Regions from separate parts of the Homo sapiens genome. Here region 2 is linked to region 1. Evidence: read pairs that join two places in POLR2A ChIA-PET (ENCODE). Cell type or tissue: B cell. All regions are shown on one strand. Each heading gives the region's core, and the rest is flanking DNA. Links, peaks and the distances in the headings are about the cores only.

Region 1 (5,385 bases), core at 311-5,310:
AGTCAGTCTTCCACTCCAGAAGGTGAAAATGCAAGACGCTTGCTTTCCCAGGTAACAGCTGCAGGACTGATGTTCTGCAGAGGCACCCACCCTGACTTAGAAAAATGACGAAAAGAAGGGACCAAAAATAACTCACTGACAATGGCAGAGGATTCAGAAATTCAACTTCTCGGGCAGCAGAGAGAGTGTGCCTGGGGTAACCTCCATATCCACAATGCGCAGCATCCATGGTTCAAGCTCAGATCTGATCCTGGTAGTTGCTACTGAGGTGTTCCTTCTGCAGCAGTTCTGCAGTGGAATTTTGAGCATTGCTCCTGGCAGGTGGTCCTAGACCTGGCCTCAGTGACTCTGAGATACCTAGCCTCCTTTTGTTGTTGTTGTTATTTATTTATTTATTTAGAGACAGGGTCTCAGTCTGTCACCCAGGCTGGAGTGCAGTAGCAAGACCAAGGCTCACTGTAGCCTCAACCTTCCAGCTCAAGCGATCCTCCCACCTCAGCCTCCCGTATGGCTGGGACTACAGGCACATACCATCGCACCCAGCTAATTTTTAAAATTTTCTGTAGAGACAATGTCTCCCTATGTTGTCCAGGCTGGTCTTGAACTCCTGGGCTCCCCATTCAGCCTCCCAAAGTGCTGGAGTTACAGGCAGGAATCACTGTGCCCAGCTGTTAAGTGTTTAATATGAACATTTTGAAACATATACAAAAGTAGAAGGAATAGTATAATGAACCCACTTTAGCCATTCTCTATCTCTTCATCCCCTACTCCTCCTGGTGTAATTTACTTATCATAAAATTCACGCATTGTAGTTGAACAATTCAGTGAGTTTCAGTAAATTTAAAAAGTTGTCCAACCATCACAATTAAGTCACATTTTTGTTTTGTTTTAGTGTACAGTTCAGTGGATTTTGGCATGTGCATAAATTTGTGTACCATTATGACAACGAGGATACAGACAATTTTAATCACCCCAAAGAACTCCCTTCTGCTGTCTATAATCACACCCCTTCCCACTCCTAACTTCTGGCAACTGTTGATTTGTTGTCCATCCCTAGAGTTTACCTTTTCTAGAATGTTATATAAATTGAAATATATAGTAGGTAGCCTTTTATGTCTGCATGGTGTCTTTGAGATTCATCCAAATTGTTTCATGTAGTCCATTGCTTTTTATTGAATAGTATTATGTTGTATGATGTACTACCATTTGCTCATCCATTCCCCTACTGATGGACATTTGGTTGTTTCCATTTGGGGGAGATTATGAATAGAGTTGCTATCTAGAAACTTTTTTTTTTTTTTAATGAGACTGGGTCTCATTCTGTCACTCAGGCTTGAATGCAGTGATGTGATCATAGCTCACTGCAGCCTCAAACTCCTGGGCCCGAGCCATCCTCCAGCCTCAGCCTCCTGAGTGGCTGGGACTACAGGCCACCACAACTGGCTAATTTTAAAATTGTTTTCTAGAGACAGTCTCATTATATTGCCCAGGCTGGTCTTGAACTTCTGGCCTCAAGGAATTCTCCTACCTTGGCCTCCCAAAATATTGGGTTACAGGTGTGAGCCACCACACCTGGCCCTAATCTTTTTTAATGAATTCATTTTTTAATAGTTCAGTCAGCCAGTTGGTTTCCGTTGTTTGCAATTAAGAATCAAATGGCTATTCCTCTATAACTGGAACATCCGCAGATCTCACTCGCTAACAGTATAAATAAGCTCATTACCACTTACTTATTTTATTAGTCAAACATCCCATACCTACATCACTACAGTATCCCAGGTATTGTTTTGCTTTGATTTTTGTTGTGAAGGGGCATCTTCAAACCCCTTCACGCCAGTGCCCATGTCAGCAGGATGACTCATCCCCATCCACTGCTCAACAGTCTCCTTGGGCCATTGCCTACAGATCATTTGTGCTGTGTGATGGATAATGACTTGTGAATCCTGCTCTTCTTGGTTTATATTCTTAGAGGCCGTAGGAGAGATCCTTAGACCCCAGGCATCACAGAATTTAATGAGCCAAATGCTTTACTTTTACATAAGCTCTTTCCTCTCTAAAGCTCAGGTGGTGTCAAGGGGACTGGCTTGGGCAGGCTTGCGTCATGACCACTATGCTCTGTCTACTTAGACCTGCTGCCCGGCTTCAGACCTTAGACTTATTGTTGAGACCAGCTCAACACGCCTTCCTGTTTCTTTCCTGAGGATGAATTCACTTCCAGGGTCCCCGTAGTCCACACTCTGTCTTCTAGAGAGCCCCCTTCCGCATTTCCCTGCCAGTTCACCACATACGCCTTTCTTGGTGGTATCTTGTACCACACATGTCCATCATGGGGAGGATAAGCAAGTTCAAAGGGCTGTGGACCTGGGTGAGGCCAGGACATGTGGAAAGTCCCAAGAGTTTCCACTGCTTTTTTCTCATCTTATGTCTCATTCTCCTCCTCTGCTTCCAAAAATCATCAGGTAAATGCCCTCTTGAACTTCCACTGGTAGGTAAACAAGGGCAGTAACTCTCAAACTGTAAAGTGCATACAGTCACCTTAGGATCTGAAAATGCAGATCCTGATGGAGCATTTTAGAGTAGGGATTTATATTTAGCATTTCTAAAAACTTCCAGGTGTTGCTGATGCTGCTGTTTTCAGAATCACGCCTGTTTGACATGACGGAAATTTCAGAATCTGGTTAATATTCATTTTATGCCTTTCCAAGAGGGTTGATATATGGTTTCTTTTTCAAGGAGATTGATGAAACAGTACAAAGATGAGGGGGTTGATAGTTGCTAATAACTACTCAGATGTTATTTCAAAGTGAAATGTATAAAGTAATTTCATAACCTAGTCCTGGAAAGTAGCAAATGAACAGCAACTGCCTATTGGGTGGTACTGTATGCTAGGCACTATGTTAAATACTCTTCATACCTTATTTCATTTAATCCTTACAACAATGCATTCAGAATGAGCATTATTAGCCCCATCTGAAAGGTGAAAAATCTGAGGTTCAAGATGCTAAGACAGAATTGGTGAAGACTGGATTCTTAAATCCTGTGCTTTTCAGTCCCACAGAACATTGCCTGCAACACACTTCTACATGCACTCCAGTGTTTATCACACACTCAGTGGAGTAAGTGATCAAATCTGTTTATGAAATAAATACAGATCGAATATGTAATAAAATGGACAAATGTCCGCTGAAGTAGAACTTAAACCCAAGCTCTCTTCTGTGTGTTTCCTGAGGGTGTTTTTTGTTCCTACCGCTCTAATAAAGTGTCCTGATTAGAGACAATGCCGGTGCACTAGTTTTGCCTCAACTTCAATCTTTTGCCTTGACCTCTCACCAGATTATATTAAACTTCTTAAAGACTCTGATGAAAAAAATTTTTTAAATGCTTTATGCGCCTAAGGAAAATGTTAATATTTACAACAGGTACCCTGTAGAGCTCTGTATTAGAAAGGAAGGGAGAAAAAGCAAAGACTAAATTTCAGTATTTAAAGTTTTGAGGAGGGGCTAAAGAAAAAAACAAAAAGAGTATGTTTGATAGTAGAGTTTTATTATTTCATCCATGCACTGCTAATATTATCAGTACTCATACAGAGCTCACATTGAAGGCCTAGCCAGTTTTTGGCACATATAAGATAAATGAATGAGTATATAAATGGATGGATGCTGTGATGGATGTATAGATGGATGGATGGATGAAATTATACTAGAGGTGGCTGCATCTACCCAGTCAATTTGAAGAATATTGGATTTTTATTCTCGTGTTTCTTAGCTTTTGACCTACTGTCTTATTTTTTGTTTTGTTCAGTTCTTCATGTAAAGATGACTTTTCGAAATGAACACATCCTTTGGTTAACTTCCACAACTTATTTTTAATTATAAAATATTTAGGAATAAATTAAATAGGAAAATGTGGAAAATTCATATGAAGAAAGTTGAAAACATTCCTGGGAGATTTACAAGATGACTTGAATAAATGGAAAGGTAAACATTGTTTTTAAATAGGAAAGTTCACTATCATAAATCTGTTAATTCTCCTTAAAGCAATTTATACATTTAACTTGCTCCCTTCAAAAATATCAATAGGATTCAGTTTCTAGAGCTGCATAGCTTTTAAAAAATTCTGCTTCCTTCCCCCTCCCTCCCATCTTCTCCTCTCCTTCGCCTCCCCACATGCTTGTACAAAGCGAAAGTTTTCTTCATTGGAAAAACTGCACCACTCTTGGGGACAACCTGGGGACAGCAAGCAGAGGAGAGTGAGGGAGAGATGCTGTACTGGGAAAAAAAAAAAAAAAAAGAGGACTAAGAGAAAGTCTACATTTTAATATTAAGGACCTCCCACCCTATCCCAAACCCTCTTCCACGACTCAGTCAGGAAAACTCTGGCAAACAGGCACATACCTTTCACCAACAGGATACTGTATGATGCTTCTTTAAATACCTGAAAGCCTCAAAGACTGACATTTTTTTGTGTCCTCCAATGAACTAGCTCTATCCTTGCCCAACAGTGAAGCCATTCCTCAACCCCCACCCCTACCTGGGATCATCCTATCCATTTTTGGTGTCTTGCTGTGAACAGTCAAGGATCATCAGATACTTGAGGAAAGCCTCCAACATGATCTCTCATGATCTCTCCAAAACAAACACAAAAGGAAACAGGAGAAAATAGAGACAATGTAGGGAGCAAAAGAAAAAAATGCACATTTTATATGTTATATATAATGTACAACATTATATATATATGTTTTCATGTATCAGGATATTACACGCAATGTCCCTGGTTGCCTCAGAATGTTGCTTAGGTTCAGAAGGCTGAGAAGAAAAGAGGTGACGAGCACCCCCACCTTAGAAAGAGAGGTGCTAGACTATTCATAGTTGGCAACAGCATGGGCTCAGGAGCCAGAAGGCCTGGGTCCAAATTCTGACCCTGTAGTTAGCAACTCCGTGACCAGGGGCAGATTAGTTCATCTGTCCATGCGGTAAAATGAAGAAAATCAAAGCCTCTACCTCACTGGGTCATTGTGAGGATTGAAGAATAGAATAACCCATGGGGAATGTTCATAATCGTGCCTGGTGCTTAGAGCTCAGCAAACATTAGCTATTGTTACTGTTATGCCATTATTAGCCCCTCACTCATCCAGAGACACGTAAAAGGAAAAAAATTCTCTGACTGTCGTTGTTAAAATGCAGGTATGTTTCTTATCTCTCATTGGTGAGGAGAACAGAGCTTTTCCCTACACCTCAAGACAAATGAGGAGGGCTTCAGAAAAACACCCAGAGAGCTTGACCTGTGTCCCTAGAGCTGGAGGACCTCAGGGACTGGTAGCCAATATGTACCTGTGAAAACCCACAGGAAAGAAGTGGCTAGGTGGGCCTGAGGGAACAGACCCAA
Region 2 (5,385 bases), core at 262-5,261, 58 kb after region 1:
GTAGTCTTCCACTGTGGCAAATGCGCAGGATCCAATTCCTGATCGAGCCATCAGTCCTAGACATTGTGTGGCCTGTCCCATTGCTAGGGCAAGTGGAGGTTGCTTTGGCAGATTGTGGGTTTCTGAGGAAAAATAATTTAAAAATGAGAACAGCAATTAGCAAGACATTTTAAAAAACATTTCAATCAGGAGAATACTGCAATGACTTTAAAAACTACCACTCCCATACCACTCTGAAATATCAGCAAATGAAGGTTTCTAAGCAAAAGACAGATGCCGCCTTGGACATACTATTCTGACAAGGTAGTGTGGGTATTGTGTATTCAACTATAAGATAAACTCTGGCAGAATCAGACTTTTAAAGTATCAGATACTAAAATACTTCCATATTAACTATGATGGGAAAGGTACAATTTTTTATCTGATATTTGGAGTGGAGAGTAAGGAATTATTTCCCTTCTGGTTGATCAAAGTCAGTTGATACTAACTAAAACTAAAAAAGGCACCAGGTTTTCATTACAAGTTTCCACTGATGGGTTCTTCCACCTCTGTGGATAGGACCAAACAGGCTGCCTAGCCATCTCCAAGGCATATATAGGTAATGTTATTTGGGCTGGTGGGGAGTAAGTGGTGGTGGTGACAGTGAGAGAACATACAGCAGAGCCACCCCACAGTTTTGGAGGTGCTAATTTACAGTGGACAGTTCAGACATTTAAAAAAATGCCAATAAATTTTCAGGGTCCTGCATATCATAAGTTTCTTTGTCAGACATTTGTAGTACAAATGCAATAATTAACAAAATTTGTTCCTTGCCAGAGATGGAAAAAAATGAACTAATGGTAAAAGTGGCCAGACTCAGAAGCTGGTAATTTCTCTTTATGAGAAGGCAATGTCCAAACTAATCAATAAAATTACTAATCAGTTCTTTATAGGCACAGTTGACAACAAAGGGCAAAAACAGTTGACACATGGCTAGGAAGGCTTCATATGGTTTAACTCCACTCTTGGTTCAGAGGATGCAATTTGATGGTGGAAGAAAGAAGAGGAAATTTCCAAAAGGGAAAAAGCACAATATCAGAAAGAAGCAAATTCAGGACTTAAAGGTAGAAGAGAAAACAAAAACAGGATTAAGAATAAACGTGTGCAAAAAAGGGCACATAGATTGATGAGAAAGTGTGGTGTCTTGAGGGTTCACAGGGAAGACCGTGCTCAAAGACAAACATCTACAGGGAATATTTTTTTAATTTTATTTTGGCCAAAGGAAGCATCTGGCGATGCATCTTTAACTTTTTTGGATGTATGAAATTTTCATAACACTATATAGATGGACCTACATAATATAGCATGGTATTTATAAACATATACATGCCCATCTATAGCAGTTTAATAATTGTGTCATTAATTTTACAGGAATCGCATACATTTATATTAATAAGATTAAGCACTATTTATGGCTGAATCTACATAATATAGCACAATATGTAAGAGTATATGTGTCTATAGATAATGGTGCTCAACAATTAAATTCCCTTGAAGAACTCAAGAAACTAAATTGTAAGAAAACTGGTCACTTTAAAGATTAGTATCATCTAATAATTAGGTCTTAATGATTACCTACAATATAACTTCAAAAAGACATTTATAGTAAACCATAATTTTCCTTACAATTCCAGCATTATTACTAAGTTACTTTTACCAACGGAGCTAAATGAATTTTGTAGAACCAATGAAAATATAACACATTAACCAAAGAAAATTCACATTTATATACAAATCCTAAATTCCGGAGAACTACAACACTGAGGACACTACTCCTATTCCCAAACTTCAGTATTGGTCCTTAACAAATTAATAAATTTTCTAAGGGCAAAGAAACAGACTGAGTCTTAAATATGAATGCTTTTCATTGCTTCCTTTACATTCTTGCTGTAAGAGTCCTGGCCCTCATTGCAAGTCTCCCTATCTAAACTACTCTTTAATCTACTTTTTGTGGCACTGCCCTCATCTTCCTAAACTAGTTTGAAATATGTGACTAAAAGTCCCTGAACCTTGCAGGGCCAAACAGCACAGCACAGACTTCTAAACTAGACTGGAGTCCCAATTACCTGGGAATTAGACTCTGAAGTCAAATGAAAACTCACTCTTTATATAAATTACCTTTGATGAGAACTGCCCAAAACTCAAACTTGTTTTATGTAAACAATCGACCCTATCACATTTATATAGAAATGCACAATATGTGCAGTTACACAATTCATATAAAAAGTACTTGTTCAGTATATAAATACTATAATCACAAACGCTACAGTGAGCTGCTCATAGGAATGGCAACCAAACGAACATCGAATTAGCGTTTCGCACTTGATGCTCACCCCTGGCTAAGCCTCGCCTTTTAAATTGCTTTTCTCTTCCTCACCCACCCTTTTTATTGGGTAAGGGCATGTAGTTGAATCCGGCTAATATAAATGCAAATAGAATGTGACATCAAGGCTTGATCCTGCCGGGTACTCACAAGTCATCAGGAAGCCCCTTGTGCCCATATTCATAAGCATGGTGGGAGCTGTGATACCAGTGGCTTAGGCTGCTGCTACCCATTGCAAATTTAGCTCAAGCAAAATGGTTGGGAACCAGGTAACAGGGGAGGACCAGCTAGGAATCCTGCCCTCTACTGGATCAGTTTGAGCTTCTCTGATATTCAAGCTCTTCACTCCCTTACTTCCATTTTCATTCTCTCCATCAAAACCTTTCTTGACCTCTTTTCTTCAAATGTACCCTGTTCCCTTCTAGCCTAACTCTTGTGACAATTATTAATCTATGTTCTTAACGTTCTCCGATTCCTTCTACAGCAGCCAAACGAGAGAATGCCACCCAATTCCTAGCCTAGAAATCAGTGGCAGAAAATGCCTTTCACTAAAGAGGGCTGTAAGGAATGTCTCTGGTAGGGTAGTATTTTGAATTATACACAAGGACCACCAAATCTCTCATTCTAATGAGAGAAGTAGACATTCGTGGCTACCAGAAATGCTTACATACATGCACACAAAAACTTCTATTTCCCAAACATCCCAAGTTGTACCCCATCTTACTGTTTTTATTCTATTTAAATCCACTTGAATCTGGAATTAAAGGAGGGGGTTTCTATATTTTAGGTATTTTTATATTTTAAAAATATAGAAAACATTTTCCTGATGATTTTACCAAAGTGTAAATGCCAGTACAAACACCCTCTCTTAAATTTTCAGAGAATCTAACTGAAATTGTGCCTTATTTGGCTTTACTTACCTAATATTGCACTGTTAAGAGCTGAGCACACAGGTTCTCTCTGAATCGGGTCAAGCTGATTTCCAACTGGGCTGTTCCAGGGATCTGAATATGCTAGTAGACTGAATGCATCCTGTTGAAAACACATCGATTTGGTTTTAATTCAAATAGTTCAACTATTATGCTCACAAATGTTTCCAAGTTGAGAGGTAAAATATGGCTTCCAGGCACAGACTAATAATGTAAACTTTAAACCCATTTACTCCCAGCACTGGGACGCTCTACATTTTTGAACATTAAATTATGCAGCAAAGCCTAATTTATTTTCATTTTTCCTGTGGACAGCCATTCTCATTCAACTTCCTCCCATCCCTAAACACAAAACAGGAAAAAAAAATTTCAAAGGAATGAACTAGTACTGGTGTAGGGAGAGTGGAAGGCAAAACATTCAGATGTTTTACTTCACAATTTATTACTACTGATATGAATGTGACAGTCAAAGGACAGGGCCTGTCTGCATTTCCTTTTTTCAACAGATTTAGGAACTGGACACATCTCACTGGGATGTCATCTTCTCAAATTCAGTTATGAAAAAATTAAACAGGCTGCCCTTCAGGACCTGTTTATGCATTCAGTATTTCCAACTATCTCAAGCCACACCTCTTCAAAACTTAAAATGACTGACAGTCGTCTTCTTTTCAAACAACTACTTTATATTTTTTGTCTTCTTTCTATGGGAGGCACATACTAATGGTGGTTTCAGATACTGGCTTCAAGTCCAAGCTCCACCACTAACTGGCTGTGTAGCCTTTGGCAATTGACAATCTAAGTGCCAGTTTCATTACTGCATAATGGGGACTATAAGAGGCCCTATTTCCTAGATTTGTATGAGGACTAAATGAAATTAGCAGTATCAGTTCATTCTAATCTTTCAATAAATGACGTCTTATTATTATGCCAAAAGTCAATACCCTAATCCAGAGCAATATTATACAAATATAAAAATAGAGAAATTCAGAACACTCTTACCAATTTGGAAGGCAGACATGGAGAGTTGCTGCAGAAACTGTCAATTTGTGAGTTCAGGAACACAACACTTTGAAAATACTGACTACTGAAATTCCTAAAGAGCACCATCTCCTAGGTTCAGCTGCTCAAAAAACCAGATTCCACACCCATTTTCCATCATTTCTCTAGTTATCTTACTAGTGTTATGAAAGCAGAGGTGGGGGAAAGGCTTCTGATTAACTGTACTCTTGCCCTTTCTCATCCAAATAAGCCTCTAATATTGTGGATTTAAAGAAGAATAACCCATGAAGAAATGCTGTGAAGTCAGTCTGAGACCACAAGGCATGGAATACACGTGCCTCTACGCAAACACACATGGCTCCTCCATTGTTTTATATTGCTGAGTATTTCATTCTGGGTAGTTTTCTCCTCCAATTACAATAGAAGTTCTTTGAAGATAAAAATTATTTACTATACTATTTTGAATCCCCTGAAGCTATGCAGGTGCTTGGTACAGGAAGATAATTCATATGCCTGTTGAGAGCAAGACCTGCTTCTTCCAGCAATGAAGATGTTTTATGCATCCCACAAAGCTACTTGGTTCTACTTCCCGCCCCTAACCCAACCCACACTTCCCAACCCATGGAAAGAATATATGACCCTTTATCCTGTAAAGCTAACTCAAATCAAACACATTATTTTGTTTTTGGCCGGGTGTGGTGGCTCACACCTGTAATCCCAGCACTTTGGGAAGCAGAGGCAGGCAGATCATTTGAGGCCAGGAGTTCAAGACCAACCTAGCCAACATGGTGAAACCCCATCTCCACTAAAAATACAAAAATTAGTCAGGCATGGTGGTGCATGCCTCTAATCTCAGCTACTCGGGAGGCTGAGGCAGGAGAATCACTTGAACCCAGTAGGCGGAGGCTGCAGTGAGCCAAGATCACGCCACTGCACTCCAGCATGGACGACAGAGAGAGACTCCATCTCCAAAAAAAAAAAAAAAAAAAAAAAATCACGTTATTTTTAAGGACTGAGCTTTGCTCAAGACTTAATTTACCCCACAACCATCTGATGAGGGTACCATACCCATAGTACAGATAAATTTAAAAAGAA

What was found. Peaks named below come from ENCODE experiments on the same cell type or tissue, not always from the same donor. Only the 100,000 strongest peaks of a DNase experiment are listed, where the experiment ranks them.
Region 2: POLR2A ChIA-PET joins it to region 1 with 6 read pairs; 32 of 35 experiments call an interaction of 5 or more read pairs at or near these places.

The regions. Positions count from the first base shown.
Region 1 is chr6:13,564,250-13,569,634 of GRCh38, forward strand. No RefSeq gene overlaps it. Among named protein-coding and RNA genes, the nearest start is that of SIRT5, 7.7 kb to the right of the region's middle. In B cell, for the core only: no CTCF peak of the experiment used is centred there; no DNase peak of the experiment used is centred there.
Region 2 is chr6:13,622,371-13,627,755 of GRCh38, forward strand. It overlaps RANBP9 (RAN binding protein 9), which reads right to left. Exons shown (of 14, transcript NM_005493.3): 13 at 3,283-3,394; 14 at 1-122. It also overlaps a transcript of NOL7 not described here. Among named protein-coding and RNA genes, the nearest start is that of NOL7, 9.7 kb to the left of the region's middle. In B cell, for the core only: a CTCF peak has its summit at 2,640 (motif pointing left); a DNase peak (open chromatin) is centred at 2,651; H3K27ac peaks cover 1,746 bases.